Regions from separate parts of the Homo sapiens genome. Here region 2 is linked to region 1. The links are chromatin contacts, found by Hi-C or POLR2A ChIA-PET in ENCODE. All regions are on one chromosome and are shown on one strand. The core of a region is the stretch at or near the end of the contact, and the rest is flanking DNA. Distances in the headings are between cores, read along the strand shown. Region 1 has its middle 15 kb from the start of IFNG. Region 2 holds the start of CPSF6 (cleavage and polyadenylation specific factor 6).

Region 1 (6,284 bases), core at 2,414-4,913:
AAAAAACTAGATTGTCATTAAAATGAGGGCAGATTTTTTTTGGCAAAACAGAGAAAAAAATGACCTCAACAGGGACATTCAGAAGCACTCTTGAAATGACAAAACCCTCAGTGGAATTTATAGCATAACTTTCTTTTTAATATTCCATTTCTGGGTCAATCCTTGATCCTGTTAACACTTTAATAAGCAGCAACAAAGAGAGGCATCACTGCAGAGACTGTGCAGATACTAAATCAGCTTATGTACATTCTGTCTAGGAAGACTTTTGGAACAGAGGCTGGCTTGCTGTTCATCAAATTTATTTGTGAGTTCTAGCCCATGGAATGTGAGTGGAAGTGATGTGTGCCATCCTCCATGGGCCATCTTCCATGTTTCTTCTCTGTTGACCAACTTGATACGAACATGCACAGTGACCTCACAGTCCAAGTATTGAAGATGGTGAAGATGGTGGAGCCACAGGATGAAAGGATCCTGGTCCTGCTTAGAGAAGAGATAGCTCCTGTTCTGTTACATCTATTTTTGACTTTACATGAGCAAAAAGTAAACTTCTATTAGGTTTAAGCCATTTTACATTTTAATATAGCTACTGAAACCTCGCATCTTGACTACAGCTTTTATGTAAATAAGAAATATGGCCTGTAATCCCAGCTGTTTGGGAGGCTGAGGCAGGAGGATCACTTGAGGCCAGGAGTTAAAGGCTGCAGTGTACTATGGTCAGACCACTGCACTCCAGCTTGGATGACAGAGACCTTGTCTTTAAAAGAAAAAGAAAAATGTATATTTCATATTTTAAAATAAATTTTTGGCTGGGCACAGTGGCTCATGCCTGTAATCCCAGTGCCTCAGAAGGCCGAGGCAGGAAGATCTTTTGAAGCCTGGAATTCAAAACCAACCTAGGCAACATATTGAGACCTTGTATCAAAAAAATATTTTTTTTAATTAGCTGGTCATGGTGTGTTGTGCCTGTAGTCCCAACTACTCAAGAGACCAAGGTGGGAGGATCGCTTGAGCCCAAAAATTCAAGGCTGCACTGAGCTGTGATCACGTCATTGTGCTCCAGCCTGGGCAACAGCCTAAGCAACTCTGTCTCTAAAATATATACATGTATTACATATAAAGTAAATTCTTGGCTGGGCGCAGTGGCTCACGCCTGTAATCCCAGCACTTTGGGAGGCCAAGGCAGGCGAATCACGAGGTCAGGAGTCCGAGACCAGCCTGGCCAACATAGTGAAACCCCGTCTCTACTAAAAGTACAAAAAATTAGCTGGACATGGTGGCAGGCACCCGTAATCCCAACTACTCAGGAGAATGAGGCAAGAGATTCACTTGAACCCAGGAGGCAGAGGTTGCAGTGAGCCGAGATCACGGCACTGCACTCCAGCCCAGGCAATAATGTGAGACTCTGTCTCAAAAAAAAAAAAAAAAGTAAATTCTTAAATTTACTTTAATGGCTTTAGAGCAAACACCGTCACTGCCTACTCAGACTTACATTGCCCAAAAACCTATTCCTTTCATGTTTATAATACTTCCTTGTTGGGATTGCCTTCTTAAGACTTTTTAAATTTGAAAAACCTATAAAGCCACTGTTTATTTGCTATTTATCAAACTTTAATTTGGGTTTTTTGTTTTGTTTTGTTTTGTTTTTTGCATTCTGATGTTTTTTTTTTCTTTTTTGTTTTAATTTATTTGCTTGCATGATTATTTTAGCTATAATTTTAGCTATCATTTCCCTAATTCCAAAAGAATTTGTGGTAACTGGCATTTAAAGGTTTTTTCCTAATCTTTTAACTTAGAAAGGCAATGGGTATCATAAAGCTAAGTAAGAAAGCTAAAGTTCTTATCTCTTTTCTTCTTCAAAGAGGGTAGCTTCTTTTAGATTGCAGCACAGAATTTTTTTTTTTTTAACTTCAGGCAACTCTAAACATGTGTCAGTTTCTTTAATTAAGATTTGGCATCCCCAACCATCTCATCTGACAAGAACAAGCAAGGGGGAACATATTCCCTATTTAACAAATGGTGCTGGGAGAATAGGCTAGCCATATGCAGAAAATTGAAACTGGACCCTTCCTTAAACCTTATACAAAAATTAACTCAAGATGGATAAAAGACTTAAATGTGAAACCCAAAACTATAAAAACCCTAGAAGAAAATCCAGGCAATGCCATTCAGAAGATAGGCATGGACAAAGATTTTATGACAAAAACACCAAAAGCAATTGCAACATAAGCAAAAATTGACAAATGGGATCTAATTAAAATAAAGAGCTTCTGCACAGCAAAAGAAACTATCATCAGAGTGAACAGACATCCTATAGAATGAGAGAAAATTTTTGCAATCTAGCCATCTGATAAAGGTCTGATATCCAGAGTCTACAAAGAAGTTAAACAAATTTACATTAAAAAAAAACTCAACCCCATTAAAAAGTAGGCAAAGGATATGAACAGACACTTCTCAAAAGAAGACATGCATGCAGCCAACAAACATGAAAAAAGCTCAACATTACTGGTCATTAGAGAAACGTAAATCAAAATAATAATCAGATACCATCTCATACCGGTCAGAATGGTGATTATTAAAAAGTCAAGAAAAAATGATGCTGGTGAGGTTGCAGAGAAAAAGGAATGCTTTTAGATGGTTAGTGGGAATGTAAATTAGTTCAACCATTGTGGAAGACAGTGTAGCAATTCCTCAAAGATTTAGAAACAGAAATACCATTTGAACCAGCAATCCCATTATTGGGTGTATACCCAAAGGAATATAAATCGTTCTATTATAAAAACACATGCACACATATGTTCATTGTAGCACTATTCAAAATAACAAAGACATGGAATCAACCCACATGCCCATCAATGATAGACTGGATAAAGAAAATGTGGTATAAATATACACCATGGAATACTATGCAGCCATAAAAAGGAATGAGATCATGTCCTTTGCAAGAACATGGATGGAACTGTAAGCTGTTATCCTCAGCAAACTAACACAGGAGCAGAAAACCAAACACCACATGTTCTCACTCACAAGTGGAAGCTGAACGATGAGATCACATGGACACATGGGGGGAACAATACGCACTGAGGCCTGTTGGGGAAGTGGGGTGAGGAAGAGCATCAGGAAGAATAGCAAATGGATGCTGGGCTTAATATCTAGGTGATGGGTTGATCTGTGCAGCAAATCAGCATAGCACACATTTACCTATGTAACAAACCTGTACATCCTGTGCGTGTACCCCAGAACTTAAAATAAAAATTGATGGAATAAAAAAGATTAGGCATCCCAAAACTTAATGATATATAACTTGTCCTATTTGAAAATTAGAAACATCATTTGCTAATTAGAATCATAGATCATGACTTATATGCTGGTCATATTTATGGTTGCATTAGGAATCCTATCAACCACAAAAAAAGTATGCCCTGCACTCTGTCTTTTTTTTCCTAAAAAGAAAAATAAAGCCAATCACAAGAGGGAAAATCTAAATGACATTTCACAAAGTGTTCAATCTATGCTTCCATTAGGAAAGTGAAAGAACCCAAGAATGGGAAATATTTCTTGTCACCCCAGGTGAATTTGAAGAAGTATTTTTCTGGTTGGCTTTTTCAGCAAGACTAACAACATTCTGTTCTATTGGCCTGTGGTCAGGGGTTTCCCCCAAGGTGCCTTCCATCTCTCGGCAAAGAGCAGTAACTTGGTGGGTTGTTTTCTTCTTAGTCACCTGATAGGATTTCCCAGGACAGAGGTGTCAAGCCAATTCTGACCTAACTTCCCATGTCCTTCCTGTGGGTCACCCTGAGAAAAAAGGAAATCGCTCTTCTCCCCCACCTGGTGCTGATGTCATTCCTCTCTTCAGCCCAGCGTCTCAATGCACTCAGGGACGCTTCTGCCTCTGCAAAGAGCAAAGGCTTCAAGTGATGGCCTTGCATGGTAGCATTCTCTATCACAGAGTCAGGAAGCTCTTAGACTTCCTTTTATTTGAAGAACTGCAAGGAAACCACCTGCAGAGCTCCCAAGACCTCAAGAGTTTGTTTTGCACCTTCGCTCTTCTGAGGTAATCACACCTGCTGCCACAGCTTCAATAGCTGAAGCCAAGGAGTAAAAATTGCACCAACATCTATAAATCCATATGAAGCTGAGTGGTCTGAATAACCTTACCAGATGTTTTTCTCATAGAAGAAAAAAAGTCCAAGTTATCCTCATGTGCTTTTCTTCCTCACTAGGTTTTAAGGTCCTAGAGAGTATACACTGCCTCTTAGTCTTCTTCATCTATCTCAAAGTGCCTGGCTGAGTGCTTTACATGAAGTATCCAATAATTCTTGACCATCAGACCTGGGGGGTGGAACCAGCAGGGCCATTTAGCCAGGGCTGCAAGCCCAAACAGATCTCTATTCTTCAGCTGCAAGTTAGTGCCCAAGCCACATAGGGAATAGGATGATACCTCATTACACATGCTGATGTTAGCTTTAAACTATGCCTGCCCTCTGTTTTCCTAAAAGCTGTGTTACTGCCAATCTCAAAAGCTGCTGTTCATAGTCATTCACTGTTGGACATTAATGACAAATCACTTTCATGAACTGACATCCATTTAAAGGGATTTTTTAAAAATGTGTTTATCTCATAACTGCTCCTGTTTATATGAGGATCCTGTCTTCTTTGAGATTATAATGACAACAAATGTTATTCGTTTTCTGCACTATTCATATAAACAACATAACTGGGCATAATACTTTCATGATATCATGTCATTACTAATAAATCACCTTTTTAAAACATCTCTATGATAGTATCATGGTTAACAAACAGCACAGACAAAGGAGCAAGACTGAGTTTGAGTCCAGGCTCCATCTTTTACCAGCTGTGTAAACTGTGTGAATCTAGGCAAGCTCCTTAAAGTCTCTGGACTCTACTTCACAGGTTTTTTGTGGGATTCAAATGAGTTATATGTGCAGCTCTTGGAATAATACTTGGCATATAGCAAGCACAATGTGTGCTCATCATTTTTATTTCCATTTTATGGGTTTTTTTCCCTTGTAACCTGATTTAGAAGTTGTATTTGTACATTTCTTCATGTTTAACGTATTTGTTCAGGTTAAATTGAAATATTTTACATATAGAAACTGAGGTTGGGTTACCTCAGAAACAGAGCTTGAGACAAGGATTTTTTTTTTTTTTTTTTTTTTTTGGTGGTGATTCTAGGAAGCACCAGTAGAAAAGAGGCAAAGAGATTCAGGGAAGGGAAGGAAGTCAGTTCAGGGTGGTTCCCAAAGGGAGCTACTGTAGTCAACTGAGACTCAGCCCACTATAGACCTCTGGGTGATGGTGTAGCCCATACCCCAAAGTTATCCTGCCCAAGGGACGAAGAAGTTGGGGTATCTATCCTGCGACTATCTTTAGCACTGTCTGAGCACTGCTCCCAGGGCATTAAACCCCTAGCTCTTCCAGTCTTCCTCATGTGAAAATAGAAAGAAGCCCTTAGGCCAAGAATAGTGAACTGTTACAGTCACAGGCAGAGGGTAAGAAGAGAGAGGGAGGCTGCTGAGAGGATGTTGGCAAGGCAGGTAGTATCTGCTATGAGAAGTTATTAATTATTCCCTCATATTTTTTTTCAGTTTTTATTACATCCTTTATTTTTCGGCATTAGTGTCAGTATACCAACAAGTTGCATTTGCCAGGACTTTTGTGGTGACAAGTGACGAAAATTCCAGTCACACTATTTTGATCAAAGAAAGGATCTCAGAGACAGGTACTCAAGTGTTGACAGGATTTGTCTCTCTAGCTGTCACTTCTGCTTCTCTTTGTGAGACAATGTCAATCCTGCCTCCCACAGAGCAGCATTCACCAGCTGGAAGGTAAGTTAGCCATTAAGGCATTTAATTGAAACACTGCACTAATTCATCAAATACTTGCTGAGCTACATATTTATATCATCAGGGAAATGCAAATTAAAACAACAAGATACCCACACACCCATTATGAAATGGCAAAAATCTGGAACACTGACAACACCAAATGCTGGCTGAGACGTGGAGCATCAGGAACTCTGACTGAAGGTACAGCCACTTTGGAAGACAGTTTTGCAGTTTCTTATAAAACTAACCTTACTCTCACTATACCAGCCACCAATCACAACATTCCTTTGTATTTACCCAAAGGAGTTGAAGTCTTATGTCCACACAAAAATCTGCACACAGATGTTTATAGTAGTTTTATTCATAGTTACAAAAACTTGGAAGTAACCATGATATCCTTCAGCAGATGAATGGTTTCATAACTGTGGTGTATCC
Region 2 (6,284 bases), core at 2,090-4,589, 1.1 Mb after region 1:
ATATATAGCATATATATTATATATTAAAATATATGTAGCATATATATTATATATTAAAATATATGTAGCATATATATTATATATTAAAATATATGTAGCATATATATTATATATTAAAATATATATAGCATATATATTATATATTAAAATATATATAGCATATATATTATATATTAAAATATATATAGCATATATATTATATATTAAAATATATATAGCATATATATTATATATTAAAATATATATAGCATATATATTAAAATATATATAGCATATATATATTAAAATATATATAGCATATATATTATATATTAAAATATATAGCATATATATTATATATTAAAATAGATATAGCATATATATTATATATTAAAATAGATATAGCATATATAATATATTAATATATATAGCATATATAATATATATTTCATATATATAGCATATATATTATATATTTAAAAATATATAGCATATATATTATATATTAAAATATATATAGCATATATATATATATTTTTTTTTTTGAGACGGAGCTTTGCTCTTATTGCGCAGGCTGGAGTGCAATGGTGCGATCTTGGCTCATTGCAACCTCTGCCTCTCAGGTTCAAGCGATTCTCCTGCTTCAGCCTCCTAAGTAGCTGGGATTACAAGCACGCGCCACCATGCCCGGCTAATTTTGTATTTTTAGTAGAGATGGGGTTTCACCAGGTTGGTCAGGCTGGTCTTGAACTCCTGACCTCAGGCAATCCACCTGCCTCAGCCTCCCAAAGTGCTGAGATTATAGGCATGAGCCACTGTGCCCGGCCACATATATTTAATTGGAGTCAGGGAAGGAGAGAAGAGAGTGGAGGCAGAAACAATATTTGAAGAGGTAATGGTTGAGAATTTTCCAGAACTCATGAAACACATTAATCTATATATTCAAGAGGTTCAGTGAATCCCAAGCATCACAAATAACAAGAAATACACTTCCAAGCACACATGGTAAGAAAACAGAGAACTAAAATCTAAGAAAAATCTTAGCAACCAGAAAAAAAAGGACCAATTAACTTCAAAGAGGCAATAGTCAATTGACAGCTGACTTTTTACAGACAACGATAGAAGTCAGAGCCTTGAAATAATTTTTTTTTTTTTTTTGGAGGGTCAGGGTCTCACTCTGTCACCCAGGCTGGAGTGCAGTGGTGCAATTATGGCTCACTGCAGCCTCAACCTCCCAGTCTCAAGTGATCCTCCCACCTCAGCCTCTTGAGTAGCTGGGACTACATGTGCACGCCATTATGCCTGGCTAATTTTTTAATTTTTTTGTAGAGACAAGGTATCCCTATGTTGCCCAGGCTGGTCTCAAACTCCTGGGCTCAAGCAATTTTCCCTCCTCGGCATCCCAAAGTTCTGAGATTACAGGCATGAGCCACCATGCTGGCTGGAATGGTTTTTAATTGTATTGAAAGAAGATAAACTGCAATAGAAATCCTTGCATCTTCTCTGATTCTATTGCTTCCCTCTTTCACTTCTAAAGACCCTTGCAAATTACTTTGAGCCTACCGGACAATCAAGGTATCCCTATCCCTACCTCAAGATCCTTAACTTAATCATATCTGCAAGGGTAACATATTCACAGATTTCAGGGATCAGAATATGAACATCTATGGTGGGCCATTATTCTACCACACCACCAATCTAGAAAATACTCTCACCTTTAAACGTCAGTGTCTCTTTTCTTCTATAATGCCCCAAGAAAGAAAGTGAATCAGTATTTAAATACTGATTCTTGGAACAGGACAGGACACTTTGCATATTAACTCATATTAACTCATTTAAAGTATCACCAACCTTCAACCTTGGTGAGGTAGATATTATTGCTTGGATTTTAAAGATTCTGAGATTGAATATGAGAGTTGAAAACTTGACTGAGGTCATCTAGCTGATAAAATGTCTGATTAGAAATGGGTACCCAGATCACCAGACTGGCCTCCAGGACTGCAACCATGCTTTTTCCACCATACCAAGTGCAGATTGAGTCTTTTTTATGCAAAAATGCTTGGATTTGAGGGGATTTTGGAATATTTGCATATACATAAATTATCCAGGAGATGGGACCCAAGCCTAAACGAAATTCATTTATGTTTCACATATACCTTATACACACAGCCTGAAGATTATTTCATACAATACTTTTAGTTATTTTGTGCATGAAAAAAAGTTTTGATTGCATTTTTGACTGCGACCTGGCAAATAAGATCAGGTGTGGAATTTTCCACTTGTGGCATCATGTCAGTGCGCAAAAAGTTTCAGATTTTGGAGCATTTCAAATTTTTGGATTAGAGATGCCCAACCTTACAGATGTTGTTTGGGTTATTCTATGAATGATTTCTGGCCAGTTTCTCAGGAAACACGCTCTACTACAGTATATTTTTTAATGAGTGAAAAAGAAATTAAGAATGGAGGGGAAAGTTTCAAACTGGAGAGACATCTTTGAGTAAAGTATCGTGGCTGAATGTTCCTACCTTTATTGACCATGTGACCTGGTTAAATCACTTAGGTTCTATTAGGCCTCAGTCTTCTCTTCTGTAAAATGAGATGTTTAGACCTAAGGACACCTTTCCAGTTCCCTTCCCGTTGGGACATTCTAGGATTCTGAGAGAGAAGCCCCCCTGGCCTCAAGATACCTCCACTCTCTTGGGTGTGCTCTAAGATGACTGCATTCATGTTAGAAGCATCTGAACTACGCCAGAGACAACCTACTGTAGATCTAAGGAAGAAAAAATGAATGGCAATGAATGCGAGAGGAAGGTGGGGGGGAAAGAAGCCCACGAAGATTAGAGATGGAAATGGCAACATAAACAGCATGCAAAGATAACCACTGACGGGTATCTAGCGTTTACGATGCAAATAAAACTCTGCTGGTCTCTGAGGATGCAGAAACAAGACATTGTTTTTGGTCTTAAGCCGTTCACAGAATGCCCGGGGGTTACACTTTGCATTTAAGCACGGACATATAACTTCCACCTTTAAAAGTCCTGGATGTGAGAAAGATAAGAACAACGGATAAATGAAAATATTAACAAAACGTCTGAGTATGCCAGAGGCCACGTGAAAAGACGGTGTGTGGAAACAGGTGGGACCCACTGCTAAGCTGGATGCGCGAGTAGGACAAAAAAATTGGCCCCCACTCCCGGGCCTCACCCAGACACAAAAGAAACGTCCTCTGCCCTCAGAGGCGCAGCCTTTCCTCAGCCAGCAGAGCGGCTGGGCTGCAGAGTCCCCGCCCCCGGCCGGCCCCTGTCGCCCGCGCCTCCCTCCCTCGGGCCTCGGAAGTGACGCAAGCGCCCCCCCACCGCCGCTAGATCCGCTGCTGCTGCCGCGGCGGGCAGACCTGCAGGAGGCGGCGGCGGCGGCGGCGGCCGAGGCTGAAGGAAGATGGCGGACGGCGTGGACCACATAGACATTTACGCGGATGTCGGCGAAGAGTTCAACCAGGTACGTGAGAGCCCAGGTCCCCGCCGCCGACGCGGGCGGCGCTGCGGCCGGGAAGCTGACCCGGGGCCCGCTGCGGCCGCGAGCCGAAGCGACTGCAGAGTGTGCGCCCTTGCCGCCTCTGGGCCGCGCCGCCGACCCCTGGCGTGGCGCCCCCCCGCCCCTCGTTCTACCGCGTCGTTTCACGGGCCGCGGGCGCGGCGAGTCGCCGCGGGGCCCGGAGCGCGGACGCGGGCCGCTGTGCAGCTGCCGCCGGCTCCTCCCTCGCCGGCGCTGCCTCGCTCCCTATTGTTGGCGGCACCCGGCTGGCGCTTCCCGCCGCGCTAGGCCCGGGCGGTGGGGCCGCGTGTAAGCGGCGGAGAGAACTGGCCGCCGCCGCGCCCCCTCCCCCGTCGCTGGTCGGAGGAGGAAGCCCTGGCGGGGCGCGTGCCCGCCGCCGCCGCCCCTTCCCCGCCGCTGCCGCTCGGGCTCCGATTCCTCCCATCGCTCCATTTTGTCTCCCTGCCCGCGCACTGTCGCCTCATGGAAGGCCGCGTTCACGGCCCTTTGTATCCCGCGCGCCCAGTCCCCGGGGCTCTCCTTCTCGGGTTTGCGACAGGTTTCGGCGTGGCGCCTTCCTCCTCCCCTCACACTTTCTGAAGGCGACTGAGGTGCGGGCTCATTTGCAACAAGTCCTTTGACTTTTGGAGCCACAGATAAAAGTCGGTGCGCTGGTCCTGCCTCATTAATCCAGGGCTTGCAGTGCTTTGAAGCCCAGTCGTTGTTGGCCTTTGTGATGAAAATACCTGTGAAGATGAGTGGCCGGGGACCAAAAGGAAGAATTGGAAGCGCGATGGTTGGATGGAACAAAAAGATGTTAGCTCACCCACAGATCTCATAGTGATTAAAATGAAAGAACGTTCACCCCAAATCCTTATGATGTGGTTTAAAAATAAAGAGTTATAGATAAGACCCTATTTTCGAAAACAAAGTGTTAAATCCCCCCACCCCCACCCCCGGGCCCCGTGTTACCTTTTGAAAGGTTGAGCGAAAGTGAGAATGCAAGGTTTTCCTGAACGACGTTGCTTAGAGGTAACGCGGGGCTGTGATGTCTGTTAATGGGCATCCTTGCAAAAGATGTCGTTTGTTGCTAGTGACGTTTAAGGTTTGAACCTGCTGTTCGTATCTACTGCATTTTATGTAGTAACACATTTAAAACAATTAAATTGTGCTTAACTGCAATGTTCCTAAAAGCCTTATTTTTTTGTATTTCCCAGGTCCCTATGAGAAGTTTAATGAAATATTACTGGCTAATGTGGTTTTCCCACCTCCATTAACCATCATATTCGTGACTAGTTGCTCAGGCTTTTTAAAAAACAAGGAAACTCAAGAGATCTTTACTGTTTTATTTTTCAGGAATGACTTTGTGCCTCTGGTTTAAATATTAGAAAACAGAAAAATACCAGTTGGCTTTAAATGTTTGCTATTCAGTTAAAGACTGGATTTGTTTAAATGTAATACATTGTAATCAAAGGTTAAGTTTTTAAATCTTTGTGTTTTTAAAATTGTGCTTATGTTTTAAATAATAATACTTGAGTTGTGTCCATTACAAATCAGATACATTCCTCGAGTGCAACACAGGTTCTAACGCTTATAAGACCTCTAGGAAATTTTTTTCCTTTTATTTATCAAATGAATATAACTGCGTTTAAAAGAGGGCTGTAACTGCAAGGAACAACGATTGAGTGTTCAAGACTGCCTTTATTAGCTTTACTTACAAGATAATACATTGGTTCACCTTTCTATGCACAATAAAAGAAGAATTGGGTCTCAATTTTAGAAGTTAAGCTTTTTTCAGTACCTCTTAATGAAATATTTTTAGGCTTTTGCATACTTAATTTGAGAGGGACATCTCCCTTATCCGGATAGCTGGGTGGATTCTTATCCCTGTGCAGTAGCAAGTGCTGACTGGGCAGGAGGTAAAAAGAGATTAGTTTTGTGGACCCAATGAGGAACTCCTTTTAAATGTAAGTTTTCAATGATTTGTATAAGGTACCTACTGCATTACGTCTAACACAGTTGTATAATTTTACCAGTAAAATCTTTATATGTTTGAATAGATTAATGGCGAGGATAAATAGAGGCATTGTTTTTGCTACTTTGCATATCATTGGCCAATCAATGATTGATTGATTTGTATATCCTTTTACATTACCGCTTCTTGCTGTGGTAGTTTCTGTACCAAAAAAAAAAAAAAGGTCACAAAAGGATAGTTGGTTATTTTCAGAGCTTATCTTGTTTTTAAAAATATGTTACTGTCATTGAAATATTTTTCCAAAATCTTACCAGAATTAGAGGCAACCACAAAATAATTTACAACTGATTTAATCTTTACTAGCTGGCGACCTTATTTCTACTAGTTGCTATAGTAGACTAGAACTCTTGTTTTATTGTCGTTGAGTAAAATACTAAATAGTAGCCAGTTTTGACTTACTTTGGCTTCAAAGCTGTTGTAAACATTAAAAAAAAAATCTTTGTTTTCCAGTGTAAACTGCAGTTCTCATTGGATTTGTATACTTTGAAATTCGGGATAGTCTTTATTTCCATTTTCTACTATTTTTTGTCTGTATCCTGCTGAGTCTTCTATTTTAAATGTCATACTTTTATGAAGCTTTTTTGTATTTTGGTAAGGCACAGTATTATTTCAAAAAGTGATTTGCATCTATTGAAGTAGAAAAAAGTGAGGCATTCAACAGTCTTAGCAGAAACTAATTTGGGGATAGATTGAGAATAATAAATTAGTGAAGCTCTAATAGAGTGCCTTTCTTCAC

Evidence for each region. Hi-C counts contacts between places; a loop is a spot of excess contacts on that map. ChIA-PET counts read pairs that join two places held with the same protein, here RNA polymerase II (POLR2A). Pooled maps may share reads with other maps.
Region 2: a loop to region 1 is called in a map of naive thymus-derived CD4-positive, alpha-beta T cell, with 4 times the contacts of the local background. The contact joins the promoter of CPSF6 here to the enhancer-like site in region 1. A Hi-C loop is called at or near these places in 1 of 168 maps with a recorded cell type or tissue (naive thymus-derived CD4-positive, alpha-beta T cell) and 5 of 50 pooled maps. POLR2A ChIA-PET finds 5 or more read pairs at or near these places in 1 of 52 experiments (activated T-cell).

Annotation. Positions count from the first base shown.
Region 1 is chr12:68,172,033-68,178,316 of GRCh38, forward strand. No RefSeq gene overlaps it. Among named protein-coding and RNA genes, the nearest start is that of IFNG, 15 kb to the left of the region's middle. RefSeq lists an enhancer at 3,876-3,935. Within about 2 kb of position 3,664, at least 6 of the 41 ENCODE cell types and tissues checked have a DNase peak (open chromatin) inside an H3K27ac peak, as active enhancers do.
Region 2 is chr12:69,236,230-69,242,513 of GRCh38, forward strand. CPSF6 (cleavage and polyadenylation specific factor 6) reads left to right here and starts at 3,340. Exons shown (of 10, transcript NM_007007.3): 1 at 3,340-3,477. The coding sequence starts at 3,418. RefSeq lists silencers at 3,163-3,662, 3,813-4,032 and enhancers at 3,496-4,076, 4,077-4,656.